Linked DNA regions of Homo sapiens: region 1 is linked to region 2. Evidence: read pairs that join two places in POLR2A ChIA-PET (ENCODE). Cell type or tissue: HepG2. All regions are shown on one strand. Each heading gives the region's core, and the rest is flanking DNA. Links, peaks and the distances in the headings are about the cores only.

Region 1 (9,977 bases), core at 2,256-7,255, 330 kb before region 2:
CAGGTGTCACAGTGCAGAGTTTGGCAGAGTTCCCAGAGGGAGGATGGGGTGCCAACACCATCATAGTCCTAGAATGGACCCAACACCCTCACTCCCCACTCCCTTGTCCACTCAACAGGAACAGTCCCAGGACAGCCAGGGGGACAGAAAACAGAGGGGCTGGACCCTGACGCCGGGCTAGATGGGAGCCCCCACATCCAACACGGTGCAGACGCCCGGCCTCTGCCCTCCCAGGTGTGTGGCCGGGAGGCAAGAGGGAGGCATGAGGTTGCTTCACTCAGAAGTGGCCAGAGGAGGAGGAAGCAAACTCCTGACCTCACCTGAGTTCCGGGACACGTAGCACGAGTGCCCAGGGGACAGCCGAGGCCGGGGCCATGTGCACAGAGCCCTCCTGGCCACTTCTTGTTTTCTTTTTTTTTTTTTTTTTTGAGATGGAGTTTCACTCTGTCACCCGGGCTGGAGTGCAGTGGCACGATCTCGGCTCACTGCAACCTCCGCCTCCCGGGTTCAAGAGATTCTCCTGCCTCAGTCTCCCGAGTAGCTGGGATTACAGGCACCTGCCACCACACCCAGCTAATTTTTGTATTTTTGGTAGAGACAGGGTTTTGCCATGTTGTCCAGGCTGGTCTCAAACTCCTGACCTCAGGTGATCTGCCCACCTCGGTCTCCCAAACTGCTGGGATTACAGGTGTGAGCCACCATGCCACAGGCCCAGACACAAATATTTTAAATGTCCACAGGAGATGGAGGCATGGGGGCCTTCCAGGCCCACTACGTCAGCAGGAGCTCAAGAAGCTCTGACCTGGCCCCTGGGCTGTGGCTGGCAGCTGGCAGCCTGGCCCTCAGGGGACACAGGGGCTGGGAAACAGCCTCCTCCCATCCCTGTCACCGAAAGCCGCATGACAGTCCCCCAGTCTGCCTCTTTTGGCACAAAACCCATAAATGCCACGAACACCTTAGTTCTGCAGGTGAGGAAGCTGAGGAAGTCAGGTTTCAGCAGCCCAGGTGCAGGGCTCTGATGCGGGGTCAGGACAGGGACAAAGGAAAAGTCAGCCACAGGGCCAGGGACCCCACAGACACGAGGTCCCCACGGTTGGGGGGAGGCGTGAGGGAGAGGGTCAGGCCACAGCCACACACAGGCATGCTCGGAGGTCAGCACCTGGCCGCCTGCCTGCATGCACTCCCCGCCAAGGGCCCAGTGCCCCAGTGGTGGGTGTAGTCTGCAGTGAGCAGTGGCCATAACCTTCGGAGAACTTCCAGAACCCAGAAAAGAGGGGCCACTGCCCAGCTCCCTTGTGAGCCAGGTGAAATTCGATTCCCAAACTGGATGAAGACAGAGCAAGGAAAAAAAGTCTGTCTCACTTATGAACACACATGCACAAGCCAATAAAATAAAGCATACGGTCATCTCCATTGATGCTGAAAACACTGAAACGGTTCAACACCCACTTAAGATTTTTTTAAATGTCAGAAAGTTAGGAATAGTAACTTTCTCTGCTTGATAAAGGCTTTTTATAGCACACATCATCCTTGGCAGAGAAATGACTAGTAATTCCTGTTACGATCAAGACAAGGAAGGATGTCTACTAAGATCGCCACGATCCAAAAGCACCAGAGGCCCATTCGCTGCAACACAGGAAGAAAAACGATGAGAGGACAAAGGGAAAGGTCTGCAGAGGCCCCGACAGAAACCAAGACGCCACTAGAACTAGCAAGGAGTCAGCCAGTCAAAGATGTAACAGGAAGCATGATACTATCCACAATATTATAAAAAGTAACTTTCAGGCCTGGTGAGGTGGCTCACAATTGTAATCCCAGCATTTTGGGTGGCTGAGATAAGAAGATCGCTTGAGCCCAGGAATTCGAGACCAGCCTGGGCAACAGAGAGAGACCTCGTCTTTATGAAAAATAAAAATAAAAATAAATTAGGCTGGGCGCGGTGGCTCAAGCCTGTAATCCCAGCACTTTGGGAGGCTGAGGCGGGCGGATCACCTGAGGTCAGGAGTTCGAGACCAGCCTGGCCAACATGGTGAAACCCCGTCTCTACTAAAAATACAAAAATTAGCTGGGCGTGGTGGCACACGCCTGTAGTCCCAGCTACTTGGGAGGCTGAGGCAGGAGAATCGCTTGAACCCGGGAGGTGGAGGTTACAGTGAGCCGAAAGTGCGCCACCACACTCCAGCCTGGGCGACAGAAGCAAAACTCCATCTCAAAAAAAAAAAAAAAGTGGGTGCCTCAGTAAAGGTGGTTTAAAACCAGAAAAAAGAGCTGGGCGCGGTGGCTCACGCCTGTAATCCCAGCACTTTGGGAGGCCGAGGTGGGTGGATCACAAGGTCAAGAGATTGAGACCATCCTGGACAACATGGTAAAACCCTGTCTCTACTAAAAATACAAAAAAATTAGCTGGGCTTGGTGGTGCGCGCTTGTAGTCCCAGCTACTCGGGAGGCTGAGGCAGGAGTAATCACTTGAACTTGGGTGGCAGAGGCTGCAGTGAGCCGAGATCGCGCCACTGTACGCCCACCTAGGGACACAGTGAGACTCTGTCTCAAAAAAAAAAAAAAAAAAACCCAGAAAAAAAAAAATCATTTGCCTGAGAAGCTAAGAACAAGCCCAGTGACCCTGCTCAGGTAGGAGGTGGGGCTTGATTCCAGACCAGATTGAAGACTGGCTGATGCGTTCACCAGCTCCCCCTTCCCTGGCCATAACCCGGAAGTTACCACCCCTTTTCTAGAGATTTCTGAATGCCCCACCCCTTAACGTGCATGTAGTTGAGTGGATGTAAATGTGACCACGGCCATGCCCTGAGCTGCTGCCCTCCATGCACCACCCCAGGGCGGCCCTGCTCTGTGCCACACATCACGGAGCCAACACGGAGCTGACACAGTTGCCGCCTTGTCATGGAGCCAACACGGCCTCATCCCGGAGCCCACACGGCCTCATCCCGGAGCGGACACGGCCTCATCCCGGAGCAGACACAGCCACCGTCTCAGTAAAGCTACTTTCTCTACCACCTGCTTACCCCTAAATTCCTTCCTGGGCGAAGTCAGAAGGCTCCTGTCCAGAGCCCCGCGTTTGGGTTCCTCTGCGCGTTTGGGTTCCTCTGCCCGCATCACGGCCACGCCACCAGGCTGACCAGCTAAAGCCACGCAGGGCTACACATCAGGAGAAAGGACACCCCCAAGTCCCAAGGCCTAGAGCCCCTTTTACCCGCTCCCGCTCCTGCTCCTGCTGGGGATCCCGCTCCCGCTCCTGCTCCTGCTCCTGCTGGGGATCCTGGCCCGACTTGGACTTCTTTGGCTTGGAGGGGCCTCCAGGGCTGGAGAGGGACTTCGGCAACTTAGCTGAAGATGATGTCAGAGGCCTCGTGGGCCCAGGAGGGCCCCCCAGTCTCTGTCCCCCACCCGAGAAAGGAACAAAGGGGGCAGCTGCGGGTGCCCTTGTGCTCTGCTTCTCCTGAGTGTGCTCGCAGCAGGGCCCTGAGGTGTCCGCGTCCTCCGGACGGCTCAAGTCGCCGCGGCTGAGCTCCCCAGATTCCAAGGGAAGTGGAGCGCTGGCGGCTGCCTGGCCAGCCGACGCTGACGAGCCCAGGCTTCCTGGGGTCTTGCCCACGGGGTCGTAGCACTTCATGACAAACCTGAGTGGGGCCAGAGGACAAGGGAAGCACCTTGTGGTGCCTACCCCCGGCTCACCCTCTCCCGGCCCAGGCTCACCCTCTCCCGCCCCCGGCTCACCCTCTCCCGCCCCCGGTTCACCCTCTCCTGCCCCATGCGCCCTCCCAAGATCCACCGCCCCTCTGGGGGACACAGAGATGAGGTCGGGGCAGCCCAGCCCCCACGCCCACAGGCAGGCAGAGGCCACCAGGCGCTCTCCATGATGAGGGCCTGGGTACACCTACTCCCCACTTGCCACGTGTCCTTTCTCCTTTCCTTTGAGACCACTTTTTTTTTTAGCTAAATAGACTCCTCGGCCCCAGCAGCACTGCCCTTACCTGATGGTGGCGCTGCCCCCGGTCAGGCCCAGCGACTGCAGCGTCGTGCCCCGCAGGGCAGCTTCACCCGTCACCTGCAGGAGGAGCAGCCAGGACAGGTGCGCCTTGCACCGGGACCCCAGAGCCCAGGGAAGCCCTCCGGGCACCGGCACCACCAGGACCACAGGCCACGTGCCCTCTCTGGCCTCCATCCTACCCACCCCCCACATCTGGCCCCTGCCGGTCCACACCCTCCACAAGGCCCAGCTTGAGTCTGGTCTGCAGCCGGGGCAGGACCTGCTGCCCATGCCTGACCGTGTCTCCCCCAGCCTGGTCTCCGCAGCTGGGACCCAAGCTCACTGAGGCCTGGGCTGGCAGAGCTGGGCTGCAAGGAGGAAGCCCTGGTGCCAGGACCCACTGCCCGGAGCGAGAGAGGCAGGAACGTGCTGTCACCCACGGGGGTGGCCATTCCTGGTGCTCAGCTCGGGGTGGGCAGGGATCGGGCCTGGCTGGCCACGTCCCATACGCTAACTCTGACCTGTGAGGAAGGGGTGGAGAAGCTGCCTCTAGCGAGGGCACAGTCAATGGCCCAGCACAAAAGCCAAAGGGTGTAAGGGTCCCTGAGGGCCACAGCCTCAGGACAGTGCTGGGCCTGGGTCCTGAGCCCCGTGGCTCATCCCCTCAAGGGAGGACGTAGACCTGAACCTCCCCGTCACAGCCCCAGCCAGGGAGCTTCCAAATGGGGATAAATGCGGGGAATGTCCTGGCCCCCCAGGGCCCCTCCGGGCCAGTGCCCCCCCACCCCAGCAAAGGGCACTCAGCCAGCGTGGAAACAAAAGGCCCCTGTGAGGCCAGGGACGAGCGCTAGGAGGGTCCCGCCACGGCGGGCTTTGCTTGCGCCACGCCACACTCGGTTTTGAAAATGATCAAAACACCGAGCAAAGCAAATATTTATTAAATGAAACCACTTTTGTGACTCTTGGGCTTTGAGAGAAGCTGAAAAAACAAACAGGGCGCCGAGGGAGGTTTCGGGGCAGCCCGGGCTCCGAGGGCCGGCCACTCCCTCTTTTTCCATGAAACACGTCGTGCTTTCAAGAGCCCGAGTCTCCCGCCACTGCCCTGGAGACGGCTGCGGGACAGCAGATTTTCCAGTTGGAAAGTGGGCTGAAAGTGAGCGGGGACTGGGTGAGCAAGAGCAGGCCGCCTACCTCATCCCTCGTGTACACGCAGACTGGGGTGGCCCCGCCGGGGTGCTGCAGGCACTCCCTGGGAGGAGAGGAAAGAAACCATCAGGTACCCCAGGGCAGCTCAACCAGTGCCACGGAGGCCCTGGGGCAGGAGACTCGGAAAGCAAAGGTGTGGGGCCCTCACCCAGCACCCACCCAGGACAGCGTCCCAGGCCCAGGCCCAGGCCACAGACCTCAGCCCCACTGCGCCCCACAACCACCAAAAGGAGGCACCTGACAGCCGGGGGCGCTCCCAAGGACCCTGGCCTGTGGTGCGTGGCCTGGGGGCTCCCCCCGAGACCTCCAGTCTCGGGGCCGCTGGCAGGACGTGGAGCTGCCGGCAGGGCCCAGGGACCGCACAGGAGGGGCGAGCAGCACTGGCTCCGGAATGCGGCTCACGGACACCTGTACTCAGGAGCCTGAGAGTCAGGGTACCGACGTCTGGGCTTTCATCTTAAGCCGCCCACTAAGAGGAGGTGCCCCTGTCTCCACCGCCTGATGTCCTCCTTCAAAGCCGACGCCTGATGTCACCGAAGCATGGAGGGAGGGGCGCTGCACTCCGCTCACGCCCGCTTGCCTGTGGCCGGGGAGGCCGTGCTTATAAGTCCATGTCGGACTCTGCCACCAGTGTCTTTCTGAGCCTCGCCCCGCAGGAGGCACAGCTGGACCCGTGCATGGGTGGGCAGGTATATGCAGCACGCCTCCCACACATGCCTGATGTGCATGGCAGCCCGGGAGACGGGCACATGCCGTCACATCCAGCCCCAGAGCATGTGAACTGCTGGTGGCACCTGCTGCATGAGGCGGGCTTGCCTCTGCGTTTCCAACTCCCCACCGTGAAATCCTCCCCACTGAGAAAAACAAAAGCCCTTCTCAGGCCTTCCTTGCAGATGCCCCTCATCAGTCCCTCTCCAGGGAGGGGAATCCGAGAGGAGGGGGCAGATGGCCAGAGCCTAGGCAAAGGGGAGGCCAGGGCCGGCCTCAGGTCATGCAGGTGCCCTGCCAGGCCCTATGGCCAGTGTGCCTTGCAAGGGCTCAGGTGGGACAGGAAGACACAGGCTGAGCTGGTGACCAGAACACAGGGGATAAAGATTAGGTAACAGCTGGGCTGGAAACTGCTTGCAGCAACCCTCCGGGATGGGGGGTACTGGGAGGGTCAGAGGGCAGGGTGCTGCAGTGTCCAGGTCGAGACATACGTGCACATCCATGCACAGAGCGGGATGCTGGGACAGGAACTCTCGGCCTCCGCCTGAACCCACCTGTGTGCTTACAGGGCCGCAGGGGTCCACTGTGCACTCACCGTGCCCCGACCCTGGGATCTGCTGACCTACTTGAAAGAGCAGGACTCAGCCGGGCGCGGTGGCTCACGCCTGTAATCCCAGCACTTTGGGAGGCCGAGATGGGCGGATCACGAGGTCAGGAGATCGAGACCATCCTGGCTAACACAATGAAACCCCGTCTCTACTAAAAATACAAAAAATTAGCCAGGCGTGGTGGCGGGCGCCTGTGGTCCCAGCTACTCGGGAGGCTGAGGCAGGAGAATGGCGTGAACCCAGGAGGTGGAGCTTGCAGTGAGCCGAGATCGCGCCACTGCACTCCAGCCTGGGCGACAGAGCGAGACTCCGTCTCAAACACAAACAAAACAAAACAAAACAAAAAAAAGGGCAGGACTTGCCTCCCTGAAATGAGAACAGACCAAGCAGAAAAGCCCAAGGTGCCACACCCAGGACAGGCCCAGCCCCGACACCTGGGGACTCGGCCACGTGTGTGGGTTTGACGTGTTTTCTTTTGTTTCGTGGCCTTTATTTTTCACGTCCTCAATCCTGGGGGAGGGGCATCCCTTTCCCACCCAGGCCCCGACTCTGACAGCCTGGTCTGGCTGCAGAGGCCCCACAGGGTCGTGGACTTAGCCCCATGGTCTCCCTGGGTCCACTGCCTACAGGGGAGCCCCTTCCCCAAGGGCCTCTAGCCTGTGGAGCACGTGCGCACCACACACACGGCGGGTGTCCTCTGCGCACAGGCTGGGACACACTCCCTAAGCTCCCGTCCCACAGAGCAGCCAACAAAGGGCCTTGGATTTGCCTTCCCTCCAAATGGCTGGAGACTCGGCCCAGAGGCCCCGAGACGCAGGGCTCAGGAAAACACAAGGCCTCAAAATGCGCCGGAGCAGAACCCGGACAGAGGCAGAGAGAGGCCTCAAGGAAGCACAGCCCCCAGGGCCAGGAAGGGGGACAGGGAGGGCCCAGGGTCCCCGCTCCCCAGCATGACACAGATGGCCAGGGGTCCGGAGATGGTCATGAGGCCACTTCTCTACGGCTGGGGAGGCCTGGGCTGAGGGGTGGCCAGAGTCCCAACTCACAGTCCTTCCCCGGCACTGACCGCCAGCTTGGGGACCTCAAATCACAAACAGGGACAGAGCACAGCAGCGTGACATCAAACGCCAGCCCGGCTTTGATGTGCGGCTCCTCCAGAGGGATCAGATTCCCTCCCTCATGCGGGATCTCAGGGAGGGGTGGTGGGCAATCGGTTCCAGACCTTCTACGCCGGCCCAGTGTGCAGGACGCCAGGGCCCGGGGGAAATTCCAGCGCCCGAGGAGACACAGCCCCTACTCCCCCTCCCCCACGCAGACCTCTGCAAGTCCCAATGTCCGCAGGGGCAAGACCCAGGGCCTCCCGGGGACCCCAGGCCAGGCCAAGCCACCAGACACCATGCTCCGAAGCCAGAAATGCAAGAAGTGCTTTGGGGCGCTTCCGCGGGTGCCTGCTCGCAGCAGGGTACTGGCACACTCTCACACACTCTCCAGCCAGCAGAGCTCCCCACCCGGCCAGGGCCAGAAGCCAGCGGGACGGCCAGGAGGGCAGACACGCCTCTGCTGCTGGCTTCGAGGGCATATTCTTTATGCACCACAAACCCCGCCCCGCTGGGGCCCCGCTCCGGCAAGGCGCGGCTGTGTGCTGGGGACAAGGCAGTGAGTCTAGAGCTCTCTGTGTTCATGTCCTGTCTGGGTATGACAAAGCCGGGCGCAAACACAGGTGCTGACGAGAGCCCAGGCAGCAGCATGCGCCCTGCCGGGAACAGAAGCTGTGGCTGCAGGCCAGGAGCCACTGGGCTCAGGGAGGCCCGCAGAGGGCATCACCCACCACATGACAGCCCAGCCGCCAAGCGGCTAGACAGAGCCTGGGAGAGCCTGGGGCAGGCTCCGGCCTTCTCAACCCAGCCAGGTCCAGACAGGGATGGACAAGGATGGACAGGGATGGACAGGAATGGACAAGGACGGACAGGGATGAACAGGGACGGGCAGGGATGGACAGGGACGGGCCGCAGAGCTCTGAGCTGGCCCAGCAGCATGCACAGACCCACCCTGAGTGTGGCCACAGGCCAGTGCTCCACCTGGCAGAGCCCTGTCCTCACCAGCAGCCCATCCCTACACCCCAGCACACCCAGAGGGCTGCAGAAATCACCCAGCTTTCCCGGAGCCACGGCTTTACCTACAGAAGGAGGAACAGGCTGAGATGCACTCAGCCAGCCCCCAAGCACTGAGTCAAGGCTGGGAGCAGAGGGCTGGGGGCCTGGGAAGAGATCCAGCCAGGGGCCGGGCACACTGGGGGCCACTCCCACCTGGGGTGCCCACGCCAGCACAGCCCGGGGGCACCTCTGAGAGAGGACAAATCCCCTCCATGGCTGAGCTCATGAATCTGATTTACAGAAAGCCCACCCTGCTCCCTCACGGTCTTCAGATGGAAAGCGGCTCAGCTGCTGTGTGAGTTCCCACGGCTCACCCTTGGCATCGTTCCACGGCAGGTCTCGGTCACCCACAACAGTCCCCGGTTCTCTTCCTGCTCCCAGCAGCTCAGCATGGTCCATCCACACCCCTGCCTTTCACCACTTGGCAACTAGGTCCTTACGGGACGTGGGATTCAAACTACGGGACTCGCCCGCCTGCCCTCGTGGACTGCCCAGACGTGCTACAGTATCCCCCGAGTCACAGTATGACCTCCTGGGGCTAGTGCCTGCTGGCTCTAAACCCATGGAGAGAAACTCCTCATAGGAAACCCGTTAGCATAACAATCTGTACCCCAGCAAAGATGCTGGTCAGAAAGGTACTCCCTTTCCTCCTCCGGGTGCCTCCAGGAGGGCCGTGTACCCCCAGGGCCCGTAGGCCATGAAATCCTCATTTCCATCTCATGCGTCTCCTATCACGGAAGGCACACTCCCCGTAATAAAGATCTCAAACTAGACACAGGCCCACCAGGCAGGCAGAGAGCAGTGTCCCCCAGAGCTCGGCGTGGAAGATCCCAAACTCAGACACAGGCCCACCAGGCAGGCAGAGAGCAGTGTCCCCCAGAGCTCGGCGTGGAAGATCCCAAACTCAGACACAGGCCCACCAGGCAGGCGGAGAGCAGTGTCCCCCAGAGCTCGGCGTGGCTGTTCACACCCCTCTGTGCTGGGCAGAACCTTCAGACTATAGGGAAAATGGGAAAGCTCGAAGCCAGCAGTGTGCAGCCTCTGTCTCCTGACGCCCTCCCTGCAGCAGAGCCTGAGAAGCAGAGTGGAGAGCGCCCAGTCCACGAGGACCCGGCCCAGACCGAGATGCTCCAAGTGCACCATACATGCAGGTCTCAAGGACTCTGCACAACAAGAGCATGAGACGGCTCACTTTTCTACTGACTACGTGTCCAGGAAGTCGTATTTTGGGTATACTGAGTTAACTACACGTATTACTAAAATTAATGACACCTGTTTTTATTTCTTCTTTAATGCGGTTACAAGAAAAAGTGAGTG
Region 2 (9,977 bases), core at 4,478-9,477:
AGAGGAAAACAGCCCTGACTTTAAATATATATTCTCCAATTTAAAACTTTTAACTAAAAAGTAAACTTTAATGTCGAAAGTGCAAACTTGGGGAAGGCAGAAAACATCACACACAAGGCTGTCACTTCACACTTGGAAGGTTGCACAGCGGCCGGGCAGAGGCGCTCCTCACTTGCCAGACGGGGTGGCGGCCAGGCAGAGGTGCTCCTCACTTTCCACACGGTGTGGGGGCCGGGCAGAGGTGCTTCTCAGTTCCCAGATGGTGCTGGGCTGTCGGACTCCATTGCTGGATGTGTGACTTGGGTTTAAGCTTCTCCCTTCTGCTCTCATCTGGAAATGCTGACAGCCTGGGCATTTCCTCCTTTGGCACTGGAGACTGAAGCCTGGCAAGGCCCTGCCCTCAGCAGGAACTCCCCCTGGGCCCCACTCTGTGACCTTGAGCCCAAGACAGGATTTTTCCTTTACCTTCTTCCAGCCACTTTGGGCCTCCCGGCTCTCTCAGAGCCCTGTTAGGTAGGTGACAACTCTGTTCCCACTGTTTTTTTTTTCTTCGTGTATTTTTAGTAGAGATGCAGTTTCACCATGTTGGCCAGGCTGGTTCGAACTCCTGACCTCAGGTGATCCACTCGCCTCAGCTGCCCAAAGTGCTGGCATTACAGGTGTGAGCCACCGCGCCCGGCCCCCGGTTCCCACCTTCTTAAGTGTATGTGTTGTCATCATGTTTCACCCCAACCAAACCTTGGGTGGGCAGCCTCTGTAGGGGACCACTCACAGCTGGCCTGTAGTCACGGTCCCCTGCAGAGCCCTGTCCCGATGCGTCGTCCCTGCCCGTGGCCTGCTCTGCCTGATGTGCACTGTACGCTCGGCTCTGCTGACTCCCGGGGGCCTCCGTCACACACTGAGCCAGCCTCATCAGCTGTCTCGGTATTTGGTGTTCAGGGACAGGGATCCAGCCCTTCCTAAGGTCCACCTGGGCTGAGACTCAGAATGGACGTTCAAAACAAAGAGATGGAGCTGTGAGTGACACCGGGCCCCACGGGCCGTCTGTCAACCAGGCCTTGGCCCTAGTCCATCGGGCACTCACCCCCTGCAAGATGTGGACCCACTAGTGCCCAACGTGTGAACAAGTAGCTGGAGGCCTCACCCCACACTGCTGGCATGGCCTGCCTCTCTCCTACCCAGGTGTAGCAGCTCCTGGTGCCAGTTGCCCCAGAGCGTGGCCAGGCCCCGGGTGTCTCTCCATCACAGCTGCGGCTCTGGCTTCTTCCGGGAAGTGAGGTGGGGTCGCTCCCCGTGCAGCTGCTGCTGCCGCTGCTTCAACGCTCTGTAGGCCTGCACGGCCCGCTCTCTCTCCTCCTCCACAATCCGCTGGCGGGCCAGGGAGGCGGTCAGAGGCTGGGACACACCACCGGGGCTCAGAAGCATCCGCAGCATCTGCGATCTCCTGCCAGGCTGAGGGAGAGAGGGGAGGGTGAGGCACAGGCTGGGAAAGGAGGGGATGCAACAGAAAGCCTCACAGCTTCAACAGCTCTCCCGCCAGCGAGAACACTGCACTCTCAGGCCACACACCAGACAGCGCACACGTTGGCTGAGGGTTTTTTTTTTTCTTGACACAGGATCTCGCTATGTTGTCCAGGCTGGTATCAACTCCTGGGCTCAAGCAATCCGCCTGCCTTGGCCTCCCAATGTGCTGGGATTACAGGTGTGACCCACCGTGTCCAGCCTGTCCAAGGCTTCTGTTCCCTGGCAGCACTGGGGGACAAACTCAAGTTGTCCCCGTGCCCCACTTACCTGGTCCTTGCTTACGCTCCTCTGGGGCCTGGCAGTCAGCTCTGGGGGCTGCAGGACAACCTCACCAAACTTCACCGTGTCTGGAGGAGCAGAATACAACTGAGGACTGCTGCCCACAGCCACTGCACCCCTGACACCCAGAGCCACCACCCGCCCACCTCCCTCCCATAGGGCTGGGACAGAACACCAACTCATCCAGTGGTCTAATGGCTGTGGACCCCAGGGGAAACCACAGGTGCCCAGTGCAGCCAGGGCTGGTGGGGAACAGAAGGCCTGCGCCCAGGCCCCACCCGGACCACTGCTGACACCATCGCTTTGGGAAGAGCTACCTCGGAGCAACTCCTGCTCCAGCCTGTCTGCCGCCTTTTCCTCCTTTTTCCGTCGGACTTTATCTAGTCGCCGCTTCTGGAACCTGGGGAAGAAAGCACATGTCACTCAGATTCCTAAATTCTCTTTCCACCCAGGGAGGAGGCAGAGGCCGCCCCACCCACAAGGGATCCCCTGTGGCAGAGCAGGGACCCAAGAACAGGTGGCTGCCTCCAAGTCCCCGCTCCCCTTACCACCCCAAAACCCACAGCTGCCCACCAAAGAAGGCTCTGACCCCAACAGGCCCCTCACAGGTCCCCCAGTGGTTCTCAGCTGGGGACAGCTACCTGCCAGGGAACATCTGACAATGTGTGCAGACACGTGGGCAAGGGCTACTGGCACCTTGTGCACGAAGGCTGGGAAGGCTGCCAAAGACCACCCAACAGAGACTCATCCAGCCCATCCGGTGCTGCTGTGTCTAAAGGGCCTAACAAGCATTGTATATCACGTCTCCCTCAATGTGAATCTGGAAGCTTCACCTTCAGCGACAGCTCTGGAGATCACCGTGGCGCCAGGCTGTATCTGGGCCACGTTCTCTGTGATGAACTTTCACTGGCTAAGGTAACTATAAGTAATACAACAATCCAGAAACAGGGAATCTACAGAGCTGAAAGCAACCTCTCAAACCTTCAAAGCTTTTTTTTTTTTTTCTTTTTTTTGAGATGGAGTCTCGCTCTGTCACCAGGCTGGAGTGCAGCGGCACGATCTCAGCTCACTGCAACCTCTGCCTCCCGGATTCAAGCGATTCCACTGCCTCAGGCTCCCAAGTATCTGGAATTACAGGCATGCACCACCACGCCCGGCTAATTTTTTTTTTTGTATTTTATTAGAGACAAGGTTTCACCGTGTTGGCTAGGATGGTCTCGATCTCCTGACCTCGTGATCCACCTGCCTCAGCCTCCCAAAGTGCTGGGATTACAGGCGTGAGCCACTGTACTCGGCCAAAGCTTTTAGAGAATTAGGAAGGTGTAGTCTCTTGGACGAGAGACATTCTGTTCTAATGGAAACAGAACCCCTGGGCACGTCACCCTCAGACCGACCCCCTCAGGGCTGATTCCCACAGGGCTAGGGCTTTCTGGTGCTTTTCCTGTGAAAGCAAGGACCAAGCGAGGTCTCCGCAGAGTTCCCAGGTTCCGCAGCCTCCTGGAGGCCACACCCTCACTGGCTCCCAGCTGGATGCTCCGACTCGCCAACTCCCAGGGCTCTGGCTTGGTCTCCCTGAATCCAGGCTGCCCCATGGCTATGAAACAGGGTACCTGCAGAGGGCCGTCATGGGAACCCAATGTCTTCCCTCCGGCTCCCAGGGCAGACCCCTCCCCCTCCCGCCTCCACTCACGCTTTTTTTGCTTTTTTCTGCTCAGACTTCTCCTTGGGAGCTGCCTGCACCTCTGGCTGCCGGATGGCCTGGTTCTTGCTGAGGAACAGCACATGCTGGGCCTCTTGCTGCATGCGGTGGATATAGGCCCCGTCAGACTCCCCCTTCCTCTGTTTGAACTTGGGGACTGCGATGTCGGGCTCCTCTCCCTTTGCTTCCTTCTCCAATGTCTTTCTGAAGGTCACCTGGGCTGAGGACAAAGGGAGGCCTCAGAGGAGGCAGGAGGCAGACAGTGGCAGGCAGGTGACCCATGCTCATTTCCCCTCCCAAAGCCACAGGAAGGGAAGACCAGGCTGGCTGGAAGCACCCCAACGACAGCAGCTGAAGAGGATGTAGAATGCCCGGCCCGGCATCCCCGGGGACGTGACCCCCCAGCCCAATGGCACCTGTCACAGATGTCCACTGCAGCACAGCTGAAAAAGGAAAGCAGAAACAACCTAATGTCCACCCCTAGGTGGCTGGTTGAATGAATTCTCCTCTGATCACCCACAGACTCCATTGCACAGCTGCCGAAAGAAGCCCAGTGGAGCTACACAGAGAAACGTGGGCAGACCTGCCGGGCGCGGTGGCTCATGCCTGTAATCCCAGCACTTTGGGAGGCCAAGATGGGCAGATCACAAGGTCAGGAGATTCAGACCATCCTGGCTAACACGGTGAAACCCTGTCTCTACTAAAAACACAGAAAAAATTAACTGGGCATGGTGGTGGGCGCCTGTAGTCCCAACTACTCGGGAGGCTGAGGCAGGAGAATGGCGTGAACCCGGGAGGCGGAGCTTGCAGTGAGCCGAGATTGCGCCACTGCACTCCAGCCTGGGCGACTGAGCGAGACTCCATCTCAAAAAAGAAACGTGGGCAGACCTATGACATCCACTGAGAACGCAAGCGCAGGACCCCGGGCGAGTGTAGAACACAGGAGGCGGACAGTGCCAGGCAGGTGGTTGTGTTCATAAATATGTGAAGACATGCATATTGCCAGGCATGGTGGTTCACACCTGTAATCCCAGCACTTTGGGAGGCTGAGGTGGGCGGATCACCTGAGGCCAGAGTTCGAAACCAGACTGGCCAACATGGCAAAACCCAGCCTTTACTAAAAATACAAAAACGAGCCGGGCATGGTGGCACAGGCCTGTAATCCCAGCTACTGGGGGGGCTGAGGCACAAGACTTGCTTGAACCTGGAAGGTGGAGGTTGCAGTGAGCCGATATTCTGTCTCCAAAAAAAAAAAGGCCAGGCACAGTGGCTCACACCTGTAATCCCAGCACTTTGGGAGGCTGAGGTGGGGAAATCACTTGAGGTCAGGAGTTCAAAACCAGCCTGGCCAACATGGTGAAACCTCGTCTCTACTAACAATACAAAAATTAGCTGGGCTTGGTGGCGTGTGCCTGTAATCTCAGCTACTCGGGAGGCTGAGGCAGGAGAATTGCTTGCACTGGAACTGGGACAGGGGAGGCAGAGGTAGCAGTGAGCTGAGATTGTGCCACTGCACTCTAGCCTGGGCTAGAGGGAGACTGTCTCAAAAAAAAAAAAAAAAACCACACACAAAAAATTAGCTGGGTATGGTGGTGCGTTACCTGTAATCCCAGCTACTCAGGCGGCTGAGGCAGGAGAACTGCTTAAACCCAGGAGGTGGAGGTTGCAGTGAGCCCAGATCACGCCACTGCACTCCAGCCTGGGCGAGGAAGCAAGACTCCATCTCAATAAATAAATAAATAAACAAACAAACAAAGGTGCCAATTCAATGCAGCACGGTTCAGAACGTGCCATGTGCTACCCAGGCCAGTGCGCCTCCTCCCTGCACCTTCCTCACCTCTATCTCACTATCCCTTTGGCAGCCATATAACCCCCAACAAGAAGCCTACAGTTTATACACAAATTATAAAACAGCTTTGCTGTAAAACCAGTGCCACGTTTGGGAAGAGAAATGTGTCTATAAGCAAAATATACACACAGTGGACTCCGTTTCCCAACATGCCCAGAGTGTTACCTCTGGGTTGCAGCGGTGGACATGTGGACACCCTACCCAGACTTGGGGGAGGAAGGCAAGACTTCTCAGAGGGGCCTGATGGAATTTCCTCCTTCAGCTCCTGACTCCACCCACTTCTCTCTACCATTGCTTCAGCACTCTTGTCCCAAGAATCATGGCTTCTCCCTGGCAGTAGCCCCGCCAGTTGCCAGGTCCACTCTCCCTCACTCCATCATCGCTCGGTGACCCTTTTTTTGCTTAGAGTAAACATGAATTGGCCGTGCCCTGCTAAAAACTCTGATGAATCTTCGCTACTTTTGGGGAGAAAAAAACGCCGCTCCTTAGCATGGATCCTGAGGCCCCATAACGGGTCCTCCCCGCCCACCCCACAGCCTCCTTCCAAGCCTCGTCTGGAACCACAGCGCCACCAGCTGCCAGCCACTGCTTTAGCTTTGGCCACGCTCCCCCACCTTCTGAGCACCGGGTCTTGGCATATTTCCTCTGCCTGAAACGTTCTGAAGTATTTGGGCGATTGGGCGGGTTGAGACACACAAAGCTTCACTGCCGCCCAGTATGGGCCTGCACACACCTGCTTTCTTCCTCTTCTTGTTACTGATCGGGTTTTTCATCTCTTGGCGGCTCCTCATAATCTCCCGGAGCCGGAAAGGAATCTCCTGTTCGTCCTGGTTCTTGGGCTTGCAGTTCACTTTCTTCTTCTCTTTGCTGGGAGAAAGAACACGGGGGTGAGACCCGTCCCAAGTAAAGCACAAGCAGAATCAGTAAGAGAAACAATAGTTGGGTCTGGCAATAGAATCTACACGGGCTGGCCGGGCTTGGTGGCTCACGCCTGTAATCCCTGCACTTTGGGAGGCCGAGATGGGCGGATCACGAGGTCAGGAGATCGAGACCATCCTGACTAACACAGTGAAACCCCGTCTCTACTAAAAATACAAAAAATTTGCCGGGCGTGGTGGCGGGCGCCTGTAGTCCCAGCTACTCGGGAGGCTGAGGCAGGAGAATGGCGTGAACCCGGGAGGCGGAGCTTGCAGTGAGCCGAGATCGCGCCACTGCACTCCACACTCCAGCCTGGGCGACAGAGTGAGACTCCGTCTCAAAAAAAAAAAAAAAAAAAGAATCTATCTATACAGGGGCCACATCTGGCTTCTGTGGTGCGAGCCGGTCCAGCAGTCCAGGGAGCAGGGATCTTTCCTCTCGGTCTCACTCAGTGGCTGTCCCTGAACCCCTTCCTCACGGGACGCGAGGCCGAAAGGCACTCCGAAAGCCCAGGAGGCCTTTCCGCCCTGACCTCGTCCAGAACCACAAAGACGGGACACTGGGACGCGGGAAAGGCAAAACCAAGGACTCGCTCGCGCCTCCATTCATTCAACCGATCCTGGCGGAGCGTGGGCCGCGGGCACAGACAGAGGAGGGCACTGAGCCCGACCTGGGGAAGGGGTCCGAGCGAACGCTCCCTAGGGGGTCCCGGGCGGAGCCTTCAAGGCGTCCCCTTCTCTGGGGAAGTGTGGCGGCCTCGCGGGGCAGCGCAGTCACCTGCGAAGCCCGGGCCACGGGGCTGGGCGCTGCTTCCCCAGCGGCTGCACTTGCTGCCGCCCCCGCGCTCGCCGGGGACTCCCAGGACCCGCCTGCACCCTGGACACCGCTGCTCCGCGACCAGCTCCCGCCATCTCCACGCCGGGAGGCTCCCTAGCGAAGCCACTTCCGCCTTCCTGCATGGTTCCGCCCCACCGATCGGCACTTCCGCTTCCTGCGCTCAGCCTCACGCTGGCTGGAGCGGCGCGACTTCCTGAAGGTCCGGGATTGGCCGGAGCGCCCGCCGCTCACGGTCAGGGGTTGCCGGATCCCGTCCGCGGGCGATGCTGCTGCGGAGGGTGGTCGAGGGAGGCCGGGCGGTAGCCGCCGCGGTCCGTGGCTCGGCAAGTACCAGGACGGGTCTTGGCAGCGCCGAAGGGCACGTCCGAGAGGCCGCTGTCCGGGGGCCCGCACGTACCGGGAGGAGCCCCGGCCCCTCCACCCGCATGTGGGGACGGAGCCGGGAGGATCGCGCGCTGGCCGCCGCCGAAGGACCCCTCGCTCCTCTCCTCCATCGGCTCTTACCGAGTCCCCGCCCCGGAATCTGTGGAGGGGCCGCTTAGCCTTGGGAGAGGAAGCAGCCCGGTGAACGGCCACTTTCCTGTTTCTCAGTATCTGCCGAGCGCCTGTGTGCGAGCCCTCCTGGGCTCTGGGGACTGGCCGTGGACATGGAGCGGATGATGCCCCTCGCAGGACTAGTTAAATAAGTGAAGTTGGTAGCGTGTCAGTCCGTGATCCTGGGTAGATAGAGCAGGGCAGCGACGGAAGACTGCCTATAGGACATTCACGCTGGGATGAGAGGGGCCTGAGAGGCCTGGGCTTTGTGACAGGGAAACTTGGATAAAGGGTGGTGCGATTCTTCCGGTTGGTCCCTCAGAGGTGGTGGGGCTTGGTTATACTGGTAGAGGTGCTGGGCTGGCCAGGAGCTTACAGGGTTACACCTCTCGCATACTGGTGTCCACAGAGCAGCCATCTTAGCTGGAGGTGTCGAGTGCCTCCCCCACCCCCCACCATGTGCTTGAGTGCACACCCGGCGCCAGGCCCTGATCCTGGCACTTCTTGTGAATCACACCGTGTCATACCCATGACTTCCATTGCACAGTGGGGAAACTGAGTCTAGAGAGGTGAAATAACATGTCTAAAGTCACAGGAAGTGAAAAAGCTGAGGACATGGAGCCAGTTGCCCAATGACAGGAGAGCTGAAATGTCCTCACTGCTGGGGGTAGACCGGGCCTCACCAGCTTCCTGGAGAGTCACATGTTTGTCTGCATCCTCAGGGGGCTCGCCGGTTCTCCAGCCCGGACTGCTGCCAGAGGCTTCCTGGAGGTGGCAGCTTTCTTCAAAGGCACCATCCCGGAGCGCAAGCCCCTGATGGGCGCAGAAAATTCGGGACAGACCACGTAGAGGTGGGCTCCCAAGCAGGTGCGGACGGCACCAGGCCGCCCAAGGCATCGCTGCCACCTGAGCTCCAGCCGCCCACAAACTGCTGCATGAGTGGCTGCCCCAACTGCGTGTGGGTGGAGTACGCGGACAGGCTGCTGCAGCACTTCCAGGACGGTGGGGAGCGGGCCCTGGCTGCCCTGGAGGAGCACGTGGCTGATGAGAACCTCAAGGCCTTCCTCAGGATGGAGATCCGGCTGCACACCAGGTGCGGAGGCTGAGCCATCCCTGCTGGACTCCCTACCGCAGGACGGAGTCCAGGACGCAGCCGCAGCCTCCTTCCTTCACACCCCCTCACAGACTCCTTGTGTCCAACGGGAATAGGAAGAATTAGTTACTGACTTCACCTGAGAAAAAAATAAATTCTCTATGGTGGTTTCACAGGAGGTTTTTGTTTTGGGGGTGGTTTTTTTGGCAGTATGTCTGCCAACCAGAATGGCTGCTGATTTGGCCTCAACAGGAGGCTTTTGTGTGGTTGTCCGTAAGGCTTGTGTTGCATCTTCAAAGCGAGCAGGTCCAGGTCGGCATTATGCACCTCCGGAGCTCTTGCAGCCATCACCCTGCCATGAGGGTAAAATAAGACCCCCAGCCGAGTGTGGTGAAAATAAGACCCCCAGCCGGGTGTGGTGGCTCACACCTGTAATCCCAGCACTTTGGGAGGCTGAGGCGGGCAGATCATGAGGTCAGGAGATGGAGACCAGCCTGACCAACATGGTGAAATCCCATCTTTACTAAAAATACAAAAATTAGCCAGGTGTGGTGGCAGGCGCCTGTAATCCCAGCTACTCAGGAAGCTGAGGAACCCAGGAGGCAGAGGTTGCAGTGAGCTGAGGTCATGCCACTGCACTCCAGCCTAGGTGACGAGAGTGAAACTCTGACTCAATAAATAGGACCCCTTTTCGTTGAACAGTCAAATGACAGTGACCCCAGTGCCCCTTCCAGGCCAGGTCCCACCTTCCCCCAAGTCCTGGCAAAGGCCTGCTCTGGTTGCTCTCAGCGTGCAGCAGAGGGAAGGCCATCTGATCTCATTGAGTCACTGTGGCAAAGCCTTTGGCAGGCACAGAAGCCCACAGGCAGCCTGGAAGTGCCCATCTGTCCAGCTGCCATCAATCCCTGGCAGGGGTCCTCGGGTGCCCTTCCACCAGCCTGGCAGGGGCTGCAGATCAGCCCTCAGTGGCCCAAGCACTACCTGGAACCAGTCCTTCCAGCTCCTTCAGCCGCAGCTCCCAGGGGAGTTGGTAAGAGCAGCAGGACGTGGCCAGGCGTGGTGACTCACGCCTGTAATCCCAGCATTTTGGGAGGCCTAGGTGGGTGGATCACCTGAGATCAGGAGTTTGAGACCAGCCTGGCCAAACGTGGGGAAACCCCTTCTCTACTGAAATTACAGTAATTAGCTGGGCACGGTGGCGGGTGCCTATAATCCCACCTACTCAGGAGGCTGAGGCAGGAGAA

What was found. Peaks named below come from ENCODE experiments on the same cell type or tissue, not always from the same donor. Only the 100,000 strongest peaks of a DNase experiment are listed, where the experiment ranks them.
Region 1: POLR2A ChIA-PET joins it to region 2 with 5 read pairs; 2 of 35 experiments call an interaction of 5 or more read pairs at or near these places.

Annotation. Positions count from the first base shown.
Region 1 is chr17:81,990,078-82,000,054 of GRCh38, reverse strand. ASPSCR1 (ASPSCR1 tether for SLC2A4, UBX domain containing) reads right to left here. Exons shown (of 16, transcript NM_024083.4): 5 at 5,177-5,234; 6 at 3,990-4,063; 7 at 3,209-3,635. Among named protein-coding and RNA genes, the nearest start is that of ASPSCR1, 17 kb to the right of the region's middle. RefSeq lists enhancers at 5,325-6,032, 8,161-8,868, 9,579-9,977. In HepG2, for the core only: CTCF peaks have their summits at 4,024 (motif pointing right) and 5,704; DNase peaks (open chromatin) are centred at 3,994, 4,914, 5,714, 7,134 and 2 weaker places; H3K4me3 peaks cover 2,441 bases.
Region 2 is chr17:81,663,970-81,673,946 of GRCh38, reverse strand. OXLD1 (oxidoreductase like domain containing 1) reads left to right here and starts at 7,342. Exons shown (of 2, transcript NM_001039842.3): 1 at 7,342-7,429; 2 at 8,363-8,911. The coding sequence starts at 7,370. The coding sequence ends at 8,746. It overlaps CCDC137 (coiled-coil domain containing 137), which reads right to left and starts at 7,210. Exons shown (of 6, transcript NM_199287.3): 1 at 7,047-7,210; 2 at 6,085-6,218; 3 at 3,494-3,722; 4 at 2,121-2,203; 5 at 1,792-1,871; 6 at 48-1,452. The coding sequence starts at 7,180. The coding sequence ends at 1,243. RefSeq lists silencers at 6,977-7,126, 7,327-7,646 and enhancers at 6,303-7,224, 7,225-8,146, 8,307-8,416, 9,832-9,977. In HepG2, for the core only: a CTCF peak has its summit at 5,920 (motif pointing left); DNase peaks (open chromatin) are centred at 7,266, 7,641 and 8,096; H3K4me3 peaks cover 2,476 bases.